2 separate regions of the Mus musculus genome follow, and region 2 is linked to region 1. Evidence: chromatin loops called from intact Hi-C (ENCODE). Cell type or tissue: left cerebral cortex. All regions are shown on one strand. Links, peaks and the distances in the headings refer to the core of each region. The heading gives the core; the rest is flanking DNA. Region 1 holds the start of Nsfl1c (NSFL1 (p97) cofactor (p47)). Region 2 overlaps Fkbp1a (FK506 binding protein 1a).

Region 1 (5,373 bases), core at 307-5,306:
ACTGGGATTTGTCACTCCAATGATGTCAATGTTTGTTATGTCTTCTGAGATAGGAGGGAGATAGGAGGAAGGGCTGGAAATTCTGCCCTTCAGACTCTATACTAGGTCCCCTCTATTTTGTAAGCCTGACTGTGACTTTTGTATAGTGCTTCTAGCTGGTGTTCTTCACAGGCAGCCACAGAGCCCGCCGTGTGTGTGTGTGTGTGTGTGTGTGTGTGTGTGTGTGTGTGTGTGTGTGTGTGTGTGTGTAGGTTTCTCTGTAGATCCCTGACTATCCTGGAACTCACTCTGCAGATCAGAGTGGCCTCAGACTCAGAGATCCACTTGTCTCTGCCTTCCAAATGTTGAAATTAGAGATACACACCACTGCCAACCAGCACTCCCCCCATCATTCTTTAGGATATATCCTTCTACCTTTAACAGGTGACCTGACACTATTTCAGTGGAAACATTTGCAGTCACCTGCCCTCAGCTGACAGAATCTGCTCAGTGACTCCCTTGCCTGTACTTTCACAGAAGAGAGATATGCAAACTTTTAAAACAAACCCTCCCGGTCTGTCTGTGATGCCCAGAACCTCCTTCCAGCAAGGTAGCAAATAGCCAGTAAGTGCAAACTGACCTGGAATGAGAGTACTGAAATAGGGATGGTGTGGGTTTGGAAATCTGAAAAGCATAATGTGCACTTAAGCTGGGCTATTCGAGGAGTAGAGTGCCATGGACGCCATAGGTGGTGGTGATGATGATGATGATGGTGATGGTGATGATGGTGATATATGTGTATGTTATCCTGGAGTAATGTTGTTGTTCTGGTGGTGGTGGTGGTGGTGGTGGTGGTAGTGGTGGAGTGTGTGTGTGTGTGTGTGTGTGTGTGTGTGTGTGTGTGTGTTAGTCTGGAAGCCATGAGTATTGTGTGGAGTGCCCTGGATATTTGGGAGAACATGTGGAATGGACTAACTGGAAGCTATAGGTTCTGGGTACATTTCATACCTGAATGACAAGAAAGTCAGCTTTAAATTGAAACCAGAACTTGACCACAGGTGGAGCTGTGGGTGATGCTGTGTATATGTAGAGAGACAGCGAAGATAGAGGCTTGGTCAGTCTTTCTCCAAACTTCCAGGCTAGGACATTTGTTTAAAACTGGGATTGAAACTATAGCCTCTCCCATGACAGGCAAGGCCTCTGGCACTGGGCTGCATCCTCTGCCTTTTAGCATGGATTCACTTTCTCACCAGGTTTAGTTTTGTTTCCCAGACTGACTTTAAATATGCTCTGCAAGGTCACTCTTTCAGTCTCAGGCACCTGAGAAGCTGGGACGGCAAGGCCCAGGTTGTACTTTTCATTAGGTGTGGTCCTACTGAACCTCTGGTTTCTGTCTTTACCTGTAAAATGGGAATACTAACCTCTACCTAGCAGAGGTTTATTTTATGATGAAATAGATAATAATGTGAACACAGCACCTTCAGCAGGCTAAGGGAACCCTAATGCCCTGCACCCACAATTATTCCTATAGTCTTCTTGATAGCTGTCAGGCTGGGCAGAGGGCTGACTATGAATCGGACCAGCATCAAAAGCAGATAGGGTTCTCCTTACTGCTTCTCTGCAATGTGTTAGGTTCCAAATGGCCTCTGTGGGCCTTTTCAGTTGGTTACAGTGGGACTGATCTGCAGTTATACCAAAGGACGGTATTCACACCAATCCAGTGCTGTCGCGTTTGCAGCCATGCCCGAGGCTGGCTTAGAAGTTGGAGATGCCCCTGGCAGAGCTACTTCCTGCTCTTCATTCTCATAGTATGACTCTGTGGAACAAAAAGACTGAAAGGGGCTCTTGCATAGACCACTCCCTGTGAGATCCTCATTGTCTGATCCATGTGTTATTTCATCCATTCACTTATTCATTCATTCACACATTCATTAGTAGTGGCTTCATGCACAGTGAATGTGGCTCTGAGTCAGGCATAGGAAGAAGAGGAGAAAAACAAAGCATATAATCAGCTGACAGGAACCTCACTGAACACTCAATAAGTTCTGGTAGAATAATTGCTGGTCACCAACTTAGCAGATTGTAGGATGGTAACAGTTTAACCTTGAAAATGAGGGATAAATAGATGGACTTAGGAGGCTCCCAGCTTCACTTGTCCCCACTTTCACTTGAGGGGCAGCACTGTTGGAGAGAGAGCTCTAAACTTTCTCTGTAGGTGACACATGTCCATCTTACCTCTGCTCTGAGTCTCCTTGTCCTGGGCCAGCCTGCCAGTGGCAATGCAATGGTGATTTGCTAGATGCTGTGGAAAGTGGCAGGCTGAGACTTATACTAGTTTAAGATAGGAAACCATGGGGATGTGAGCATCGGTTAGAACTGTTAGGGTCAAAGGACATAAGCAACAAGAAGACAGGATACTTTGTTTTATCTCTGTTATTTCCACAGCCCTTGGAAGAGCATCAAGCCATAGACAGCGTAATGCTTCAAGAAGGAAATTAATGTGCAAATAAATAATTAACGAAATAAAGGGATGAGACCATGAGTAATTTCCAGGATCTGATTTCGGGACTACTTCATCCTGTGGGAAAACCAGCCCCTCCCTACTCACTTCCATCGACCTTCTACTTCAGCCATTAAGGTGAGGCTCACATAGGGGCCACCAGAGGGCGCGAGGCGGCTAGGTTTCCCACACGGAGGGCTTTTCCTGTGGCACCGCATTGGGCGGAGCCTACGAGCAGGCGCCCAGCGGCTGGACGCGGTAGAACGGCGGGCGGAACGCAGACCTGGGGTTCGGGCTGTTGCAGTGTCCGCCGGAGCGGTTTGGGAAGTGCACGGGGCGAAGATGGCGGAGGAGCGGCAGGACGCGTTGAGGGAGTTCGTGGCGGTGACTGGCACTGAGGAGGACAGGGCCCGTTTCTTCCTGGAGTCGGCTGGCTGGGACCTGCAGGTAGCGCCGCGAGGCGGGCCGCTTCGGACGGGCTGGGGAATACGGAGTGCGGCGTCGGCTCTGCGATCCCTACGCGGCCGAAGCGCACAGTCATCCCTGCGGGGCTGGGCCCTGCCTGGCCCAGGCCTCATGGTGCCTGGGGTCGCTTGCCACGCGTCACCGGCCTGGCTTGGAAGTTCATGGAGGCGGGCGGGCCCTGCTTTGCAGGGCCTCTGTTTTCCTGCGGGCTCGCAGTGTTGGCGAGACTTTGGGCGCTGCCGCAGTCCGCGTGGAGTCGTCGCCTGGGGGCGTGGCTGCCACGGCGAGTGCCTGCGGGTGGCCGGGTGGAATCGAGTGCCCTGCTTCCAGATGGAGCCCCACCGAGGTCGCGGTGGCCTTCCGATTCCGCTTCTGCAAGGATGCTGTGCTGGTGGGGGAAACCCTGCAAGGCATCAGCCCACGCCCCACTCTTGCCTAATTGCAGGGAGAAACTACCTGTGGGATTGTGGCGCACGTTTGGGGTCTCTGCACATTTCGTAGTTAACTGTAAAATGGGAATTTCTTAGGACTTACTGTCTTGTTCACTGGCATGTAGTAAATAGTCACTAAGGAATTAATTTAGAAGGCAAAGCTCCACCAGGCATAAAATGTTGCACACTTCTGATCCCTAGAGCAACACCCATCTCTTATTGCTCAGAAACACAGTAATTAATGTTAGAAAGAATTGATTGCATAAATGTCCTTGGCCAGCCTACATCTTAGGTAGATGACGATGACTAATATTTCTTGAGTACCTACAACAAGCCAGGCACTGTTCAGCATTACAGAATGTCTCATTTACATGTCTCACATTGCAGCTGAGACTTGGAGGATAAATAACTTGCTGAAGAGCTAACTACTAATTAAACAGGTAAAGACTAACCCTATCTTATGGATAAGGAATTGGACCCTCAAAGGGACACCGAATGTGCTCACTGTGTGAGCTTTCTGATGTAACCATGTCTACTGACTGTAATATTTAGCTTCCCAAACATTAGGGATCTTTATTCCTTTAACTCTTTCAGCACTCTGGAGGCAGAAGATCTCTGAGTTCGAGACCAGCCTGATCTACATAGTTCCAGGAGTAAATAGTCCCTCTTTCAAAAACATAACAAACAGAAAGATGCTCTTAAAGGCGCTGTGAAGCCTCTGTGCTGAGTGGAAATACATAAGAGAAAAGCTTCTATCCCAGTAGATCATCCGAACTGAGGCTCTTACCTGTGTGGTAACTTGACTAGCAGTGCCAGGACTTGAATGCAGGTTCTCTAAATGTCAGTTTAGTACAACTCCTACGATGGCACATGACTTCCCAGAAGCTGGTTATACTACATGAAGAATACCTTCAGACTGATTGTCCCATGACAGCTCATTTCCTCCTAGACAGTTGGTTACCTTTTAGACAGGAGGTGCCTCCTCCATCTCCGTGGGACTTCATTGTTCTGTCTTCTCTCTTTGTGTGGAGAATGTGTGATAAATCAATGCCTTCTCATTGAGTTGGCGACAGTCACAAATGACCAAAGGACTCATATGAAGGGCTTTCACATGTGTAAAGCTAAGGTGACTGCGTTAACTTTAGTGATTATCTCCTTCAGTTTTATAGGTTTGGTGGAACAGCATCCCCATTTCAAACAGGAACCGGGCTTCACAAAGAAAGGAAATGTAGCATCTGTCCCTATACTCTTCTTCCTCTTAGAACATAAGCTTGAGGGCCTGAGCATGCTGCCTGGGGTTGAACCTGACCCCACTTCTTACCTCCAGAAGCTGTCTTCATTTTGCAGTCCATTTGTGCCAGCTATAAAGTGAGACAATAATGATACTAATTACGAAATTCTGAGTAGATTAAATGAATTAATATATAGTGTACAGACGACCTGACACATGGATAAATAATAGTTGGTGGTCTTCCTTTATGTTTTTCATATTAATTTTATTTAGTATCTTTGTTTCCCTTGGTGGGTGGATTTCCCCCTGAAGTAATATATCCCCATCTTCACTTCCAGGCTAACATGTCTATTGCCTTTTCATCTAATCTTCTTTGGTTCCAGGTGTAGGAACCAAAGTATGGGTTTTGTCTTCATGTTTTTGTTCCATTGTGAGATATGTGTCAGATGAAAGCCTGGAGGGTCCCAAAGTACTCTGTCTGTGTGTTTTAGATTGCACTTGCAAGCTTTTATGAGGATGGAGGGGATGAAGACATTGTGACCATTTCACAAGCAACCCCAAGTTCAGTGTCCAGAGGCACAGCTCCTAGGTAAGGACCAACTTCAGTTGCTACATGAATGTTTCCAGAAAAGGGACTTTCCTTTCTGACTTGACAGATTATGAACCAAGAGGTTTAAAGATCAACTAAAAAGAACTGAGGGATTCAAAGGTCAACTTACAAGGGTTTTTTTGTGGCTTGGTTTGTTTGTTTGTTTGTTTGCTTGCTT
Region 2 (5,373 bases), core at 216-5,215, 54 kb after region 1:
TCTGAGCTCCATCTCCAAGCCTCAACTTCAAGGGTGTTTTAGATGCCAATAATGACTGACTTTGTGCCACTGCTAAGCCTTTCTCTGGAGTTTTCTGTGACCTCTGCCAGAACCCAGCGTAAGTGCAGGCTTGAAGAAGACCTCTGAGTGCCACTGAGAATATCTAGTGATTTTCTGAGGGGTGTGACAAGCCTTGCCTGAGGCCTGAGGGAGGAGATAGGTCAGTAAACCATACAATAAATCCTCAAAGGCTGCCTCCTGGTTGCTGTGCCGCTTATCCTAGTGCATATCCCTTTTCACAAGGCCACAGCAGGCCACATGCTTGCCACTGTCAGAGCAGTCTCAAGTGGACTGAAGGAATTCTTTTTTTTTTTTTTTTTCCTCTTAAAATATAGCTAGACATCTTGTCCTTGGGATTGTGCTTAAGTCTTACATAGCCTCTTGGTGTCTGATGGAGAAGCTAAGAGTCCCTTGGCATCATCTCCAGTCTGCCTAGGGCAGTCAAAGCTCCCAGGCCAGGGCTGGCCCATGACTTTGAATTTTTCTTTAGTTTTCGTCCCTCTTCTCTGCTGTTCCTTAGTTGGTGACCTGATGTCTGGAGGGAAGCTCATATTTAAGAAATGCCTCAGGTGGTATTTTTTCTAGTGTGTAGTGTCTGTCACAAAATAGGCTGAGCTGTATGGGTAGTTGTGACAATGTTTTGTTGTTGTTGTTGTTGTTGTTGTTGTTTGGGGTTTTTGTTTGTTTTCTCCTTTGTACAGCAACAAACCAGGCACAAGTGGCTAGTAAACTGACTAGAGGAAGACCTGATCTAGTAGGGTTTAGCTCAAGAGGGGGACCAGCTTGACAGTGCGACATGTCAGATAGTGAGAGGCACAATAGAGAGAGTAAAGCAGAGAGGGATGGGGAAGGAGGAGTTTACTTTTAATGGAGACCGTTGGAAAAGTCCTGATAAGTGTCACCCACCTCCAGCAGCATGCACAGCAAGTTTGGTAGTGGGCTTCAAGGCCATCTCGAGGGAAAGTTCTTATGCAAGGCCCAGGAGCTGGAGTGGATTGTGTGAAAGAGTGGTTTTGGGCAGTGGGGCTAAGGGAACTTGGTATGCTGCCTTCCTCTGAGTCTGAGGAACATGTCTTGAGCTGACTTGAATTTTAACCTTCTCCCTCTGGGGGATAGATACATAGTACCTAGCTGTATCCCCAGTGTGAGGGTGTTCCAACCTAGGACATCAGCAAGAAATAAATGATGCCAGGCGTGCTCCTCAAAGGGTGGGCGTTTGGGAGAAGTAGCACCTTGTGAGTAGAGGCACGGGCAGCTATGGCACTGCTCCAGCTGTGCTTAAATCTTATGCTCCACATACCAGGCAATGGAGCTCGTGTCCATTGTGGGGTCTAGAGTTAGAAACAAGGTTGAACTGTGATCTTGGCACCAAAACTGTTGAGAGTGGTCGTCAGACTTGGATGCTTAAGATTGAAGCATTTGGAAGCTAGGTGTGGTACCCCGTGCCCTTTAATCCCAGCACTCATAGCAGCAGCTCGATCATGATGAACTTGAGGGCACCCTGGGCTACCTAACAAGTTCCAGGTTTCACATGGTGAAACCCTTTTTTAGACACAAAAGATTGAAGTGGTTGCCCCAAGCTCCTGTTGGAGAAATTGGTATGCAAAAGAGGTGGAGTGGAACAAGTGCCCATCTACAGCCATACCCCGGTATGTGCACAACGAAGCTCCCCTGGGTGAGAGTAGTCCAGCTGCACTGTGCTACCTTGGCTGTGTGAACACATTAGGGGTTGATTTCTGTTGCCAGATTTCCTTAGCTTGGTAAGATGTTGGCACCATGAAGTGGATCCTGCTGTGGAAGGGTTGCCTTCCTATGGCATTGTGAGTTCTCAAATTAATTACACAAAGTCTGTTGTCTTCCACAGGTAAGGGCAGAAGAAACTCTTTTGTTGTACCCCCAAAGAATATGTGGTGCCACTATTCTTGGAGACCTTTTTAAAGAAAGAAAAGTGAAAACAGAAGTGTGTGCCTGAGTGCTACTGCCTTGGCACAGGTTGACATTTTGTTACATGCACTGTTACTATCCACTCTGAAGTTTAGTAACCTATAACCATAGGGCCATTGTTTTGTTTCTCAAGACAGTCTCACTGTGTAGCCCTGGCTGTCCTGGGACTTACCGTGTAGACCAGGCTGGCCTTGAACTCACGAAGGTCTGCCTGCCTCTGCCTCCCAAGAACTGGGAGGCAGCATGCCTCTAAGCCCAGCTTAGCTGGGCCATATTAACTTGAAATATCCTGGTGTCTTACCTGCCATGAGAGTATTATTTTCTTGCTTGTTACATCCAAGACAATGTAAAGTGATCTGGTCCTATCCCAAACCAAACTCAATGAAATCATCACAGTTGTTTCCAAAGCTGGTTTTACAGCCTTGCTTCTTTTGAGGTTCACTCACTGTAGTGGGATGCTCTGTGTGCCTCTAAATGTGGACTTTCTCTCCCAAGAGCTCTAACCACTAGGGGAGCAGGAGGGGTAGGGAGTGTGTCTGCCCCCTTTAGTAAGTACTAATACACTACCTGCACTCCGACCTTCCTGATACTGTGTCAGGGGTTTCTGTTTTCTTCAGTCTAGAAAGAGAAAGTACTTAAGTCTCTTTTTGGACTTTGTTCCTTTCTCCTTGTATCCATTACTCCCATGGTTCACCCTTCCCTCTATTATTCAATGATATCATCAGGAGGTGGGAGAGAGCCATTCATTGAAATCTTCATGGCAACTGGCACCTGTAAGCGAGAAGTGCCTAGAAGCAGTGGCACTTTGAGTGTCAGTGCCTCAGCCAGGCAAGAGGAAAGAGTTATCCAAGTGTACATATGCCTGGAGTTAGAAGGGATCTTTGATTTCTTTATATGAACTCATGTCTGTGTGTGAGGTACTGTACTGAGCACCAAGAATTTAAGAATGAAGTAGAACACAATTCCTACCCTTGTAGATTTTTAGTTGTTGTGGAAAAGGCATAATTAATGTGATTATGCAAAAATGTATTGTTCAATAGTGCTAAGGAGAGATAAGAATAGGTCAAGATTTTAAATGGCAAAGGCCTTATTGAGAAAGTGAGAATAATATAGTTGAAGGAGTCAGGGGATTAGTGCATAGGGCGGTTTGAGCAAGAGTGGGCAGCACAGCAGCAAGGCTGCAAATAGGAGTGTACTTGATGTGAATGCAGACTACAGTGCCTGGAGCAGAGAAGTGGAGGCAGGGGGCAGCAAGATCAGAGAGGTGACAGCTCTTGGGAGCCACTTTTAAGGAGGTTAGAGTCTTCTGAAAGAGATGGTGAGCCAGGCGAGGGCTTTAAAAAGCAAGGGCCTGTTTGTGTTGTTTCAAAGGCCCTGTGTTAGGCTCTTGTCAGATTTATGCTGGAGGAAGAGCAGGAACAGAAGCAGAAAAGCCAGGGAAGGGGATGAACCATTTGGGAGGAGTACGTCCTAGAGCATTGCATGTATCTGGCTAGCCACTGTTTATATTGTGATTAATGTGGGAACTGAATGACACGCCCACAAGGGAAGAATTTACTCTACCTGTGTTCTTCATATTGTTGCACAGCTCCTTCCATTGTGGATCTTGACTTTGAAAACTTTTGGTCTAGAATCTAAGGGATATGGCTAAAGATAAGAAGTGTTTGCTCATGGTTGGGCATGTGCTTGCACTTAATGGACCAGGCAAGTGATGGGATGGAGTTGGTTCCTTCTTTGGATAGGCACTTGACCTCTGGCCATACCATTCACCAAGGGTATCCTTATAAGTGCAGGAAGGTTACACTGGGGTGCAGTCGTGCAGTCACGGGGGCCTAGAAGTGGACTAAAACAGCTCAGACACTTGCTGAAGAGCCATTGCTTTTTCTTTGAGTATGGTATTTTCCAAGTACCAATTTTGTTTTCTTATAATAAAGTAAGGTCTATTGTGAGAAGTCTAAATGCTAAGCCTTTCCAGTTCATTACTAGCAGCAGCGTTCTTTCTGTCTTTCCTGTACTGACTCGTCAGCTAAACTGATTTTCTAGCCATACCCATTCTTAACTGATCTGCATGCTGTTCAATTAAATCATCAGTGTAACCACCATGACTAGCTATGGAAACATATGGATGACTGCTCCCCTGTCCTCTTTGGTAAACTTAGCATGGGAATGTTGTCTTTCTAACGCAGAAGTTACACAGAAGTGGGTTTGGGAAGCTTCTGTGTCTAATAAAGAGGGAAGAGAAACAGGTCTGTCCTGAGGCCTCTGACAGTGCTCTCACCTGGGAAAGTCCTGCGTGGTTTCAGTTGCGAGGCTGCAGGCTGACATGCCTTTGGGTGGCTCCCCCTTTCATTCAACAGCTGCACTGGTTGCACTTAGGAAACTAATCTGGATTTTGGCCTCAGCAACTCCTCCCTCTCCCATTGGCAAGTGACAGGAACTTAGCTTTGATTTTGTCATGTTTAGTTAGTTGATCATTTCATTTTATTTAAATAGTGGGGTTTCCTGTATTGTAGTCCATAGAATGCTGCCTGGGAAACCTCATGTAGAAATTGGTGAGTACTGAGAATGAGCTTTCACTATAGTTACTGAAGCTCGAGTCTTGACTCAAGCAGAAGGCATTGGGACTCTGCCTTCTGAAAAGCAGAGTGCCAGAAATAATCTGCTGATGCTCGGTGGTCCTCATGGATTTGAGTCTTGATCTTGAACCTCACTCTTTCTGTGGCCTGAGCCAAGCACTGGGATTGCAGTCTAGGCCACTGTGGCGCTGTGCTTACCAGGTGTTGCCTGTGTCTTTTCCCTTTGCCAGTTACTTGTGAATAAGAGCACGCTCCAGAGCTGGGTATGACTGATGGAGCGCTTGCCTGGCATGCTATGGTGGGGATAGATTGGAATCTCCCCCCAAACTCCCAAAATCCTTCCCTGCAAGGATTTGAGCCTGATTGCCCCCAGTGAGAAGCTGTATGGGATAGAAGCGGCATGGGCTGTGTGCAGAGGGAGCCTTTACATAGGGAGCCTCATCTTGTCTTGTGCTTTACATTGGACATGCCCATTTCTTGCCATGTTCTGCAAAGTAAAGCCAGCCCTTCTAGGAGCATCCCCCAGCTGCTGCTTGCCATATAGGGAAGAAGGTCTAAATATGGAAGCCTCCTGCTTATCTTAAGTGTCCTTAAGTCAAGTAAGAAGAGCCAAGGGTTGAGCCAGATGCCATTGGGACATAGGACAGAATCCATGTCTGTGATCTTGAGTTTCATTCGGCCCTGAGTACCATGATTTAAGGCTGGAAACTGAGAATCTACAGCTCTTCAGACAGCTCTCAGTCATGAAGTGGAGTTTGTGTCTAATCAGAAATGAAAGTGGCTACTGCAGCAG

What was found. Peaks named below come from ENCODE experiments on the same cell type or tissue, not always from the same donor. Only the 100,000 strongest peaks of a DNase experiment are listed, where the experiment ranks them.
Region 2: a loop joins it to region 1, with 3 times the contacts of the local background. A loop is called at or near these places in 20 of 42 quality-filtered maps.

What each region holds. Positions count from the first base shown.
Region 1 is chr2:151,491,487-151,496,859 of GRCm38, forward strand. It overlaps Nsfl1c (NSFL1 (p97) cofactor (p47)), which reads left to right and starts at 2,696. Exons shown (of 10, transcript NM_198326.3): 1 at 2,696-2,926; 2 at 5,098-5,195. The coding sequence starts at 2,822. In left cerebral cortex, for the core only: a CTCF peak has its summit at 2,648 (motif pointing right); DNase peaks (open chromatin) are centred at 2,711 and 3,225; H3K4me3 peaks cover 1,408 bases; H3K27ac peaks cover 654 bases.
Region 2 is chr2:151,545,537-151,550,909 of GRCm38, forward strand. The region is part of intron 2 of Fkbp1a (FK506 binding protein 1a); the gene reads left to right. Among named protein-coding and RNA genes, the nearest start is that of Fkbp1a, 5.7 kb to the left of the region's middle. In left cerebral cortex, for the core only: a CTCF peak has its summit at 2,510; no DNase peak of the experiment used is centred there; H3K4me3 peaks cover 89 bases.